Linked DNA regions of Mus musculus: region 1 is linked to region 2. The links are chromatin contacts, found by Hi-C or POLR2A ChIA-PET in ENCODE. All regions are on one chromosome and are shown on one strand. Each heading gives the region's core, a stretch centred on a gene start or an enhancer-like site at or near the end of the contact. The rest is flanking DNA. Distances are from core to core; before and after follow the strand shown.

Evidence for each region. Hi-C counts contacts between places; a loop is a spot of excess contacts on that map. ChIA-PET counts read pairs that join two places held with the same protein, here RNA polymerase II (POLR2A).
Region 1: a map of heart shows a loop between it and region 2 (2.8-fold over the local background). The contact joins the promoter of Kdm5b here to the promoter of Tmem183a in region 2. A Hi-C loop is called at or near these places in 1 of 37 maps with a recorded cell type or tissue (heart). POLR2A ChIA-PET finds 5 or more read pairs at or near these places in 2 of 5 experiments (Patski and embryonic stem cell).

The regions. Positions count from the first base shown.
Region 1 is chr1:134,555,204-134,561,576 of GRCm38, forward strand. It overlaps Kdm5b (lysine (K)-specific demethylase 5B), which reads left to right and starts at 4,975. Exons shown (of 27, transcript NM_152895.2): 1 at 4,975-5,339. The coding sequence starts at 5,136. It also overlaps a transcript of Mgat4e not described here.
Region 2 is chr1:134,357,902-134,364,228 of GRCm38, forward strand. It overlaps Tmem183a (transmembrane protein 183A), which reads right to left and starts at 4,098. Exons shown (of 8, transcript NM_020588.2): 1 at 3,861-4,098; 2 at 3,633-3,722; 3 at 2,856-3,023. The coding sequence starts at 3,969.

The DNA of each region.
Region 1 (6,373 bases), core at 3,725-6,224, 200 kb after region 2:
ATTAAATACTGTTCCTTGAGAGTCTCAGGCCTCCAAAGTGGTCCAACCGGAATGGGAAGAAACACCTGAAGCCCAAGCCTTGGTGAGGGTTACCTTGCCCCTCCCAGCCCCTGTGGGTAGGGCCAGCACCACCGTGGGAACATTCCATATGAGTGTCTGATCCACACAAGGGTCTAGTTCTTTGGGTCTCACACCCAGTTACACCAACGGTGTACGGTTTTCTGCCTTGCAGTTGAGCTGCTGAGTCAGCAGAGATTCTGGGAGTGGCGAGGGGCAGGGTTTGGGACTATACGTAGCTCTGCTGTAGTTCCAGTCTAGGAGAGGCCTTCCCCTCCTCCCCTCCCTTGTATGTGTACCTCAGAAATGTGTAGGGGTGAGGCGGTGGTGGTGTTTAGTTAAAAGATGCTTCCCCAAGACCAGACCTGCTTTCCAAGGTCAGAGCCCATAATGAAACCCTTTATCATGGTGTCAGCCGGGGGTGGGGACCAAGAGAGTACAGCTATCCCACAGGGAAGGCCTTGCAGCCGAGAGGGAGCGATACTGGTTCCAGTGGAATTAAGCAGAGGAGGGAATGGGGAGGAAGCTTTATCTCACTATATTCACACACTGTGTGGGCTGCCCAACACTTCACCACCGAGTGAGACGACTAGATTCTTCTCGGTGTCCAGCCCAAAGCTTCGACCTCAGACAATTGGAGTCACAGAAACTCAAGGCCCTTTCTACAAATATTTGTGGAGCAACTCCCACGTGCCTGGTACTGACTTTACACCTTCCCTCTAGCGGCTTACCAAGGGGTGGGGCACGTGCTGAGGAGTTAGCAGGGACTCCGCTGGGAAACGGATGCCGAGCTATAAAACTATCAATAAAGAGTAGCAACGAGACGTTTTGGAAAGACACAAAACAAGCAAAGCAGACGGACATCCCACGGTTGCCCCAGGAGACACCTGACACCAAATATTCCAGAGTACAAAAGGTGCTGAGTTCTGATATCACTGAACTGGAGATGAGAAACTGAGATGGTGCATTGCTGATACTTGGGAAAGCAGAGGATGGGGACGGGAAAATACGGGTAGTAGTAGACCCAACGCACTAACAGTAAGGCCAGGGCGGAAGGAAGGCACACGGACGGCACCGGAGCCCCGTCGAGGCAGCAGCGCTGTGGAGGGGGGTGGGGAGCAGAACCGACACGTGCGCTACGTGCTGCGCTAGCCGCCGCCCCCTCCCGGGCTTCTGGGGAGCCAGGCCTGCTCCCCCCGCCCCCCATCTGTGGCTCAGACCCGGAGCGCCGCGGGAGGGGTGGGGGCGACATCGACGGAGAGCGAGAGGAAAAGTCCTTCTTCGCGTTTGGAACCCAGAAGCCTGGTCTCCACTGCACGGCGACCGGAAGGAGGACCAGCGCCTCTTAGACCAGCAGGCAGATTTAGGGCACAGGCTGCGCCCTTGGGGTGCAGGCCGGAGTTGGAACTCAGCCTGCTGGGGGAGGTTGAGGTCTGACGGCTGAGTGGGCCGGATAAAGACATCGATCCCTAGGGATGTATCCAGAGGCTCTCCAGCACTCATGGGGTGGTTGGGGGACGGAGTCCGGGGCGGAGGCGGAGTGTTGTCCAAGAGTAAGGAGGGGGGTTCCTGGAGACGTGGCACTCTGAGCGGGCTCGGTTTTACTCCGGGCGCCGGGGCTGCAGCCCCTCTTTCCCCGAGAACCTGGCACTGTGGCTCCGCCCAGCCCTCGCTCCCAGCCCTCTGGGAGCCTGAGACCAGGCACCTCCAGGCCCGGGTTACCCAGGTCCGGCCTCTGGGGCGTCCAGCCGGCCCTGCACTAGACAATGCGGGCCGGGCCCCGCCCCCGGAGGCTGAGTCGGCTCGGGCCGTGGCCAATCATCGCCTGTGGCTAGGCTCTTTAAAAAAAGAAGAGCCGGCCGCGGTGTGGCTGTCAGCTGGAGAGGGATCCCTCCGCCCATGTAAACACACATCATAAAGGGCAAGGGGAAGCGTCTTCTGAGGGGCGGGGGAGCGGTTGCCTTTAAGTAGAGATCCCTCTCAGGCCCTAGGTTCTCTTGACTAGGTTGGCAACCGCCGACTCCCTCAGCGTCTCTCTGGGTTGATCTGTAGCATCTCATCATTTAGGATCACTACCAGAAATGGAGGAAGCAGCACTAGTAGACCTTGAAAGTTGGGAGAGAAGATGACTAGGTCATAGTCAACTGAGAGACTTCCTAAGTTCGTACCTTCCAGTTACATACCCACAATTCATGTCCAGAGGTCTGAAAATTATAACCTACTTGGTTTGTAGGATGCTAACGTCAAAGGTGAAAGTACTGTCCTTTCCCAAAGCAGAGAACATGACAGAAAGTCAACTCCAGGAAGACCCCCAAACACACACAACGTTTATAACATCCAGGGTCAGGGCCAAGAGCGAAAATAAAGGATTTTTTTTTTTTTCAGTCAATATGACAGGTCATCTGAAATCTTAGCCTTTGGGAATGAGGTCAGCCTGGGCTTCATTGTGAGTTCCAGGCCAGCTTTGGCTACAAGTATGCAATCCCATTTCAATTTTTCCCCCTCAATACATTATCACGGAAAAAAAAATCAGCAAGGTTTAAAAATATGTCAAGCTGGGTGAGGTGACACGTCTTTAATCCTAGCACCTCCGAGTTAGAAGCCAGCCAATATGTGAGTTTCAGGCTAGTCAGAGCTACATAGTGAAACCTTGACTCAAAAATGTGGTAAATTCTATACTTCTTCCCTAGGTTTCCCACGATTTTATAACCTGCTGTATCACCTCATTTTACAATGATTTTTTTTTAATGAACAGATTATTGTCTAAGACAATATTATTGTCTTATTTTATTATTATTTAAGACAATATATGTCTTATTCAGGCTCCAAATCCCTGTAGAGCTAAGAAAAGTTTTGCCTTCTTCAAGAATTGCTGAACTGTTTTAGAGGCCAGGTACTTCGATAGAGCTTATTAAAGACTGGGGCTTTTCTCCCCTTCACTGAAAAATGTTTTGTATTTTTTATATTTAAAAAAATTTTTTAAATGTGTGTTGAGCTGAAGGGGTCTGCAACCCTATAGGTGGAACAATATGAACTAACCAGTACCCCCAGAGCTCATGTCTCTAGCTGCATATATATCAGAAGATGACCTAGTTGGCCATCATTGGGAAAAGAGGCCCCTTGGTCTTGCAAACTTTATATGCCCCAGTACAGGGGAATGCCAGGGCCAAGAAGTGGGAGTGGGTGGGTAGGGGAGCAGGGCGGGGGAGGGTATAGGGGACTTTTGGGATAGCATTTGAAATGTAAATGAGGAAAATAATAAAAAAATAAAAAAAATGTGTGTGTTGCTTGTAGGGGCCAGGAGAGACATCAGAGCCTCTGAGGCTGGGGGTGAAGAGGCAGTTGGGAGCTGATGGGCATTGATCTGGAAACTAAGTTTACATCCTCTAAGGCGGAAGCAAATGCCCTTAATCTGCTGAGCCGGCTCTCTCTGTCTTTGATGCGGAAGCTCATTATGCAGGTCTGGCTGGCCTGGAACTTTGTGTAGGATTAAAGGTGTGCGCCACCACATCTAACTTCTAACTCTTTCCATTTTTAAGCTGAAGAACCATGGTCTCTGTGTGATAGGATATATCTGTAATCCCAGCGTTTAAGAGGTAGAGGCAGGAGGATGATCAGGAGATCAGAGTCATCTTTGGCTATGTAGAGAGTTCCAGGCCAGCCTAGGTCACATTAGTCCTATTAAAATCTAAACCCAGAGGCTGAGTGATGGTCTATTCTGAAGGGAGGGCTGTGGAGCCACTGATCCTTCCTTATACAGTGGCAGGCAGTCTTTCCACGAGTTTGGTTGCTTTCTAGATTAAAGAAATCGCCGGGCGGTGGTGGCACACGCCTTTAATCCCAGCACTTGGGAGGCAGAGGCAGGTGGATCTCTGAGTTCGAGGCCAGCCTGGTCTACAAAGTGAGTTCCAGGACAGCCAAGACTATACAGAGAAACCCTGTCTCGAAAAAACAAAACAAAAAAAAAAAAAAAGAAATTATGTTTGTGTTCAAGTTCTACTTATGACCTGACTTTTTCTGGGGCCATCCCCCATCTTTGGATTTCATGGTTACTTAACCTCTCAGCTCTTCCATTGCTTCCTCTGAAACACTCTGATCTCTTTCTTTCCTTCAGACCTGTTGTACCTTTTAGCCTGTTGAAAATCTTTGTAGCAGAGACATCTCAGGCTCAGCCTGTTCAGGGGTGAATACATCTTCCCTAGAACATGCTCATGGATGCTTGTCCCAGGGATGCCATCTGTCAGACCCTTAGTACGCTATTCTTCTGGTCCCGTCCTAGTCTAACTTTTATTTCCTACAATTTCACTTTAACCTATAGCGCTGCTGAATTTATTTAGGCCCCATCATTCCTTGATTGGATTATTTCAAGATGCTTTTGCTCAAGTCCAACCTTGTATATGTGTAGATTTCTGTGCAACAACCCTACTTTCCAGTAAATAGACTGAACTGTTGGATTTGGTCAAATGCTTAATCCCCTCACAGACTAAACAATCCCGAAAAGCACTTGCACTTTACACAGTGTCTAGGATAAGCAAGTGCTCGAAGAGTTATTGCTCTCCTCATTACTCTATGTGTCTGTCCTTGCTGCTCCTTGTGTTCAAGGTGTTTTCTCTACCTGGAGAATCCTCCAATTTCAGTACTCTGCTTCTCGGGTTTTACTAAGCAAATCTTTCGTGCCAAAATATATGACGTGATTGATGGATTGTAACTCTGTTCTCCCTACTAGACTGTTAACTTCTTGAGAGGAAGAATTCTGAAACTTCAGAGGTTAACTGAAGCATTAAGGATAAACATCCCAGGCGGAAGGCCCCTGCCCCTCCCGGCTAGGGGGCGGGGCGAGACCTGGCTCGGGGTGGCAGCAGGGACTTTTTTCCTCGCCGTGGCGGCGGAGGAGCACTGCGTGGGGTAGCGGCAAGACGTCGTCGGAGGAAGGCTGAAAAAGCCCTAGGTGTTGCCGTTGCTAGTAGAAGTCGGACCTGTCGCCCGAGCTGTGCGTCTGCACGGGTTTCGGACGGAGCGGAGCTCGCTGCCGCGGTTGCGGAGCCTGCCCTGTGCTCGCCCCTGCCCAGGTCGCGGTGATGGAGCCGGCCACCACGCTGCCCCCAGGCCCGCGCCCGGCGCTGCCCCTCGGGGGCCCGGGCCCGCTGGGAGAGTTCCTGCCTCCCCCCGAGTGTCCGGTCTTCGAGCCGAGCTGGGAAGAGTTCGCGGACCCCTTCGCTTTCATCCACAAGATCCGGCCCATAGCCGAGCAGACTGGGATCTGTAAGGTGCGGCCGCCGCCGGTGAGTCAGCCAGCACCCCGGATCCTGCTCGCGGCTGGGGGAGGGAGCGAGGACGCGCGGCCCGGGAGGCCGGAGGCGCGGGGGCGGGGAGCGGTCGTCCCGCGGGCCCGGTCAAGTTTGGGGTGGCTCCGAGGGTCGGAGATGCGGCGGTGGGAGGAAGGCGCGGGGGCCCCCGTCCCGGGTGGGATGTGGGCCGTGAGGACCGCGGGCTCCGGCGGGGCGGCCGGAGGGGGCTAGGTCGGTGCGGCTCCGGGGGCTGGTGCGCTGCACCGCCCGGCAGCGGTGCGGGCTGGAGTGGTTGGCAGCCGCCGGGGTGGTCGCTGGGGAGTCCTCCCGAGCCCGGCTGAGACGCGGGCGCGGAGGCAGGGCTCTGGGCCCGCACGGCTCCGTGGCTGGTCCTCGCCTCCTTCTCGGGGTGCGGGGGTGTGTGATGGGTGGGGGTGGGGGACTTGCGAGTTGTCGTGTGAGGAGGAAAGTTTTCAATATGGCGGCGGGAGCCCCTGGTCCTTTGTGTGGTGGCGGCGTCGGCCCGAAGCTGCCCTCACCTGAGCGCCCCACCCTCCGGACCCGGGTCCCCCACCACCACCTGGTCCCTCGGCCTCTGGGAGTCCCCAGGGCGAGCTGGGCCAGGGGGCGGCCGGCGCTACTGGGGGAGGGGAGGAGCCGCTGGGCCGGTCTGGAGCGGCTGGTTGAGTGGTGGTGGGGGTGCAAGGGTCGGGGTGGGGGGACGACACTTTGAGGATGGTGGGGGCAGGCCAAGCGGCGGGGGCCCTGATGCTCGCAGGTCCTGGCGGACGCTCCCACACGGACTTGGGGCCGGACTGCTTTGCTCCCGGCGCGGGGGGGGGGGGGAGGCCTGGCTGGGGCTGAGGTGGAGAGGCTGTGCTTGTAGGGGAGATGTCAGACGAGCTCTTGGAGATTTCATCCTGGTCCCTAGCTTTCCCTACTCGGCCTTCCCGGCGGGGGCTCTAGCGCCTCGAGCTTGGGGGGCTCTGAGGGGTGGGGTGTCCCCAAGACGGCCCTAACGGCTGCAA
Region 2 (6,327 bases), core at 2,848-5,347:
TTAAAAAGGTATATTAAAAAGAACAATGAAACTAAATAACCTTAACAACAGAAAAGGTAAATTATAGCATATATTCACAATCAACACTCTACACATGTTCTAGTTTTCATTTTTATTATTTGTATGTTTGTTTTGAGGCAGAGTCTCAGGTAGGTCAGGCTTGCCAACTTGATAGTACACCTTGAACATCTTATCTTCCTGTCTCCACCTACTAAATTCTGGGGTTGTAGGTATATGACACCATGTTGGCTTTATGTAGTTGGGATCAAACCTATGTCTCAGCTGAGCTACACAAGCATCAACCTTTGCCACATTCTAGTTATCTTGTACTTCAGTCCCTACTTGATAATGTAGCCTTCCTGTCTCTTCCTCCTGCTTCAGACCTAATTACTGTTTATTGTCTTGAGTCCTAAGGTTCACTACATATCTCAGATTAGAATAACAACACATACGCCAGAAAGCCACCATCTTAAATAATCATTTATCTCTGAGGCAGATCTCACTTTGAAGCCCGGGCTATCTTGAAACTTGCTATGTAGACCATGCTGGCCTTAAACTGCCTACCTTTGTCTCCCAAGTGCTAGGATTAAAGTCAAGCACCATCACACCGGGCTCATCGGGACTTTTACAAAGCTGACTAAAGCTAAAGGTTGTATGTCTCAGGGATAGGGAGATGGCGCAACACTACACAACTTGAAAAAGGCAGGCATGTGTGTGTCTGCATCGCTTGCATAGCTGCTCCCAAGAACAGAAGAGAGCACTGGCTCCACTAGAAGGAAAGGTACAGATGACGTAAGCCTCCATGTGGGTGATGGGTCCACAGGGGTCTTCTGAAGGGCAGCCAGTGCTCTTAACCATGGAGGGATCTCTGGAACATTCCGGGTCTGTTGGATTTTTAGCTCTTCAGACAGGGTCTAATGTAACTCAGATTAGCCTCCAACATGTAGCTAACCTTGGCCCTGGACTCCTGGTCCGCCTCCACCTCCTGAGATTACTTGCTGGCTAACAATAGTATTTTTGAAAACTATCTCTCTTTTGAGGGTATGACACTAAAACATTATAGAGATAATGATATATAGAAATTGCTCAAAATTGAAACATAAATAGTAATGAATTTATAGCTGTTGCATAGTGGTTATAACGACTTCATTAAAAACTAAAGGATAGGGACAACCAGACGGCTTTGCAGATAACAGTGCTTGCAGCCAAACCTGACTGAGTTTACTCCCTGGAACTCCAATGATGGAAGGAGATAACTATCACACTGTCCTCTGATCTCCACCTTTACACCCAGGTATGCTCAACTCTGTTATCCTACCCCCTATACACACACAGTCAAAATAAACAGATAGACAAAGAAATTTTAAAATTATTTTTAAGAGAAAATAATCAAAGTAGATGTACCTTAATAGAGAGAAAATAAAGCAAAATAAAAGAGAAATGATGTTCAAGAGTGTACATGCCACAAATCACTTGTCTAGTAAGTGATTAGATCCTGACTATGTGAAGGGAGTCTTATAATGCAATATTTTAATTTAAAATGAAGAAGCAAAGAAAAGCCAGGCATAGTGACACACTCCTTTAATCCTAGAACTCAGGAGGCAGAGGCAGGCAGATCCCTGAGTTCAAGGCCAGCCTGGTCAGTTCTAGCACAACCAGGGCTACACAGAGAAACCCTGTCTCGGAGGGAAAAATGTTCCTATGCTACTGTTAGAAACACCAAATGGCACAGCCACTTCACTGATTCCTCAAAAACTTACACACAGATTGCCATACAATCCAGAAATTTCATGCACTCATTACCTACTAGAAATGAAAGCATTTACCCAGGCAAGACTTATCCCTGAAGTCATAACACAAAGTAGTCAAGTAAAAGGCAATAAAAGCTGGTACACATGCCATATGGATGAACCTTAAATACTTTTAAGCCATATGAAAGAAATTAGACCAGAAAAAGTACGTTATATCTTAAGACCCAGCATCTGGGAGGCAAAGGCAGGCATATCTCCGTGGATTTGAGACCTACAAACCAGACTGGTCTACAAAGCAGTTCCAGGATAGCCAGGGCTGTTACATGAAGAAACCCTATCTCAAGGAAAAAAAAAAAAAAAAAGAAGAAAGAAAGAAAAGAAAGGAGAAGGAAAGAAAAGAAGCGAAGAGAAGAGAATATTGTCTTGAAAAGCCAAGATGGTTTAGAAGTTGTTGCCCTTGCAAAAGACCTGGGTGTGGTGGGTCTCAGAACCCAAATCAGAGTTCACAACCATCCATCCAACCATCCAACTCACAGCTCCAGTGACAGATCTAACGACCCCTTCTGACCTGAGGGTGCCAGGCATACAAGTGAAGCACACACATACATGCAGACACTCATATTCAGTTCCTCAAAAAAAAAAAAAAAAAGTAAATAAACAAAACTTAAAACGTTAAGTCGGAAATTTTCTGGAAAATGTGTACACACACGCACACACATATAATATGTATGTATACATCCCTAACAGAATTTTAAAAAGTGTAACTAATGTTGCTGTTAATTTTTGTATCATGGAAAAGAAGGTTATGGGGCTGGAGAGAAAGCTCAGCAATTAAGAGCACTGATTGCTCTTCCAGAGGTCCTGAGTTCAATTCCCAGCAACCACATGGTGGCTCACAATCATCTGTAATGGGATCTGATGACCTCTTCTGGTGTGTCTGAAGACAGCAATGGTGTACTCACACAGACTAAATAAATCTTTAAAAAAAAAAAAAAAAGGTTATCACCGACAATCACTAGTTCCTTGTAGATCTCCCCTCACATTGAAGAGCGACAGCATCCATCACCACAGACAGAGCTCAGTGCTCAGGAAAGCAACCCGTACCTTTATGTCTCTTGCTCTTCTTTTTTCTGGAGACTGATCTTTCCTGAGTGCTTTCTTCCTGGGCATCCATCTCATCACTGCTGTCCAGGATGTCACATGGCTCACCCACCCCGGAAAGAGCCTCCTCGGCAGGAACCTGGGACGCTTCCAAGCCACAAAGAGATTTTACTAGGAGGAAACAAGGAGAGAATGAAACGCACTTGGTCCCATCTGCAAAAATCTTGAAAGCAAGACAAACATAACAAAAAAAAAAACAAAAAACCCAATATGCCAAAGAAATGGAAGTCAACTGCATGGTAAAATATGCACAAACTACCAAAAAAAAAAAGGGGGGGGGGACTGGTATCAAGGAGTGGCAGTGGAAATTAACGAGTACAAAAAGTTGTGTGGGATTTTGTTCTTGTTTTGGTTTGGTGGTTCTTCTGAGACAGGACCTCACACTTGCTAGGTAAACCAGGCTAGCCTTAAACTCACAGAGATCCACCTGTCTCTGCCTCCCCAATGCTGAGATTAAAGGAATGCCCACCGCAGCTGGTCACAAAGTTGGTTTTAACTCAAAGAGGAAACAAAACCATTTCGGCTCCGGAACCTGCTGATCCTGGCTACACACACCCATCCCATCCAGGATACGAAACGAGAAAGTAAACAGTGGGAAGAGCAAACACGTTCATGACCCAAAGGTCAGTAGAAAAAACACCGGGACGCAATTCCAGGTAAATACAACACCCAATGCTGTCTCTTAAAAGCTTGGGCCTAAAAAGACCCACGAAAGCCTACCTTCCTGCTGAATAGCGTTGGCCACGGCTTTCTTGACCCGTCCAGACCTCACCACCGCCGGATCCGAGTTGGCATAGTCCGCCACGGTCACTGAAACAGAGCAAAGCGCCAAGGCCTCCTCAGACTCGAGGCAAAGTCTCCGCCACCGCTCCCCGCCGGGTCCCGCCGCGCCCGCCCCGGCCGCCCAGCCCGCCTTGGCCGCCCAGCCCGGCCCCGCCCCTCGCCCACCTCGGCCCGAGCAGGCGTCGTGGGCCCGGAACTTGAGCCGCTTTCCTCTCTTGGGCATGGTGACGGTGTCCCGATGAGGCCCGCCTAGCTGGCCGGAGCCCCGGGCCATGTCTCGGCCCCGAGAGCCGGCTCCCGGAGCCGCAGAGCACCTCCACCCGGCTCTGCGGCCATCCCCGCACCGAGGCCGCGGCTATCGCGAGGACTTCGGCGAGGGCTCTGGGTCCCGTTGATTGCCGACGCCCCTCTCGGGGAGCCAATCGCCTCCGGGGCCCGGTGACGTCATCACCCGGCGCCCTCAGCCGCAGCGGAGGCCAGGTTCCCAAAGCGGAGCGGGCTGTAGGACGGGGAGTGCGTTGTCACCGTCTTCATCACCGTCTTCTCTGGGGCGTTTGGTCCTCCAGACCGCGTTCTTTAGAACTAATAATTTACATCGTGGTCCACTTCAGCATCTAGATTGCATATATCTTGTTTTCGTCATTCTCTCTTTCCCACTTACGTCAAGTAACCTGAACGTAAATATCAAAGCGGTCGCTATAATTTTGCTTACAAAGGCTTTGAAATTCTCTCTGCAGATCAGTGGCTAACTCCTGTAATCCCAACACAGAGAAAGGATCAGAAGGTGAGAGTCATCCTCGGTTCGTAGCCAGCTGGGCTACAAGAGATGCTGCCTGAAAAATGAGTAAATGTCTGAATTCTCAAAGTAGAAGAGATTCTTAAAAGGTTTCCCATCACCATCATCCGAGCAAATTCTAGAAGGATAGATGAGAACATATAATTCCTTTGTATTAAAAGAGAAGTCCCGTGTTGTGTCTTTTTTTCTTCTAATTCCCTTTCAGCTCCCAAAGTGTTAACAGTCCCTGGCTTAAGAAACAGTCCTTTTGACCCAGGCAACCCAACTGGCTAGATCTACTCAGAGAGTGCCCTATAAGACACCTCAAAGGGGTCTCCATTTTATTCTACCTAGTACTGTGCACAGAAGTTCATAAAGAGCAAACCACATAACTTACTAGAATTATGAAACAGTCTACCACCAGGGATCATAGAATAAGGCTTGGATCACTTGGGAATGATAACTGAAACAACATAATTGGTTATAATCATGCTCTAATTTATCTAGAATTATAACAGGAAGCAAAGGTCTAACAGCCTATAATTGTTCTAAATAATTTTCCATGTATACATAATTAATGTCTGTAGTTGAGTTCAAAATACAGCTGGTCAGCACAGAGCCTTCTCATCTCACGTTACCAGTAAAAATTTAATGAGGCTTTCATGCATGTAGATCTCTGCTCATGTGACACTCTTTAATACTCACACCCAGGAGTCCAAAGGGAATCAAAGATGCAAGAGACTCAGGCCCTATTAATAAACCACTAACTGCTTTAAAAACATAAGGATTTTAGCTGAAATGTTCTCTCATTTTAATCCTTTGGAATGAAAAACATGCTAGTTACACCAAAAAAATTTCTCTTTCAAATTTTGATTGAAAAAAATCTTAAACAAGATTTCTTGGAGTATTTAGCCAATTTAGAGGAACAAAGAACCCATACGTCTTTTATTCCTCATTTCAATAAAAAGTAACAAGTGGAGGCCTAGGAAATGCTTACTCTAGAAAGTGCTTGCCAAAAAAAAAAAAAAAAATGCTTGGCAAGACTTTATCATCTCTCAACCTCCACATAAAAGTCAAGAGTTGTGGGGTTAGAATGGTGGCGATGGGGACTCACTGGGGATGTGGGCACAGGCTATTCCCTAGGGCTCACTGGCCAGCGCACACACACACACACACACACACACACACACACACACACACTTGAGCAACGAACTTTCAATTGGTTGCATTAATGATCAGACCCAATTTTACAGGTTCTTTCTCAAAAGATAAACAGAAAAGTTACCTAATTTACCATTGTATTTAAATAGAAGTTATTTAACCTAACTAACGGGAGAAATTGGTCTTTCTCAAACAAGTGGGAAATGTAAGGACAATATGTGAATAGTGAAAGAATTAATATGTCCACTATACTCCTGCATTACATTGTAACTTTACTTTGTGCTAATAGTAAATATTATCGTGTGTGTTTGTTTTAAGAGCCTTTCTTTAAAGCCTATCCTGGTTTTTATGGAATCTTTGGTCAGTGCAACATCCTATTGGAGACAATCCAGTAACATGAAAATGAAAAGAAGTACAGGTTGTTCTCTTCAGCGTCCTACTTTTCAAGAGAAAGCATATAGCCAGGAGTGGTGGCACAGGCCTTCAATCCTAGCCCTCAGCAGGCAGAGGCAAGGGACATCTGTGAGTTTGAGGAAACCTGACCTACCACAGCAAGTCTCAAGCTAGAACTTAACAAGAGCTTTCTCAAAAGTAAAAATACATTTAAACAGAGTATAGAATGTGAAGTTAAGCTTGCGTGGGTAAAAATCTATAGGTGTAGTACACATTTGTAAGCCCAGCATTTCTGAAGCAGAG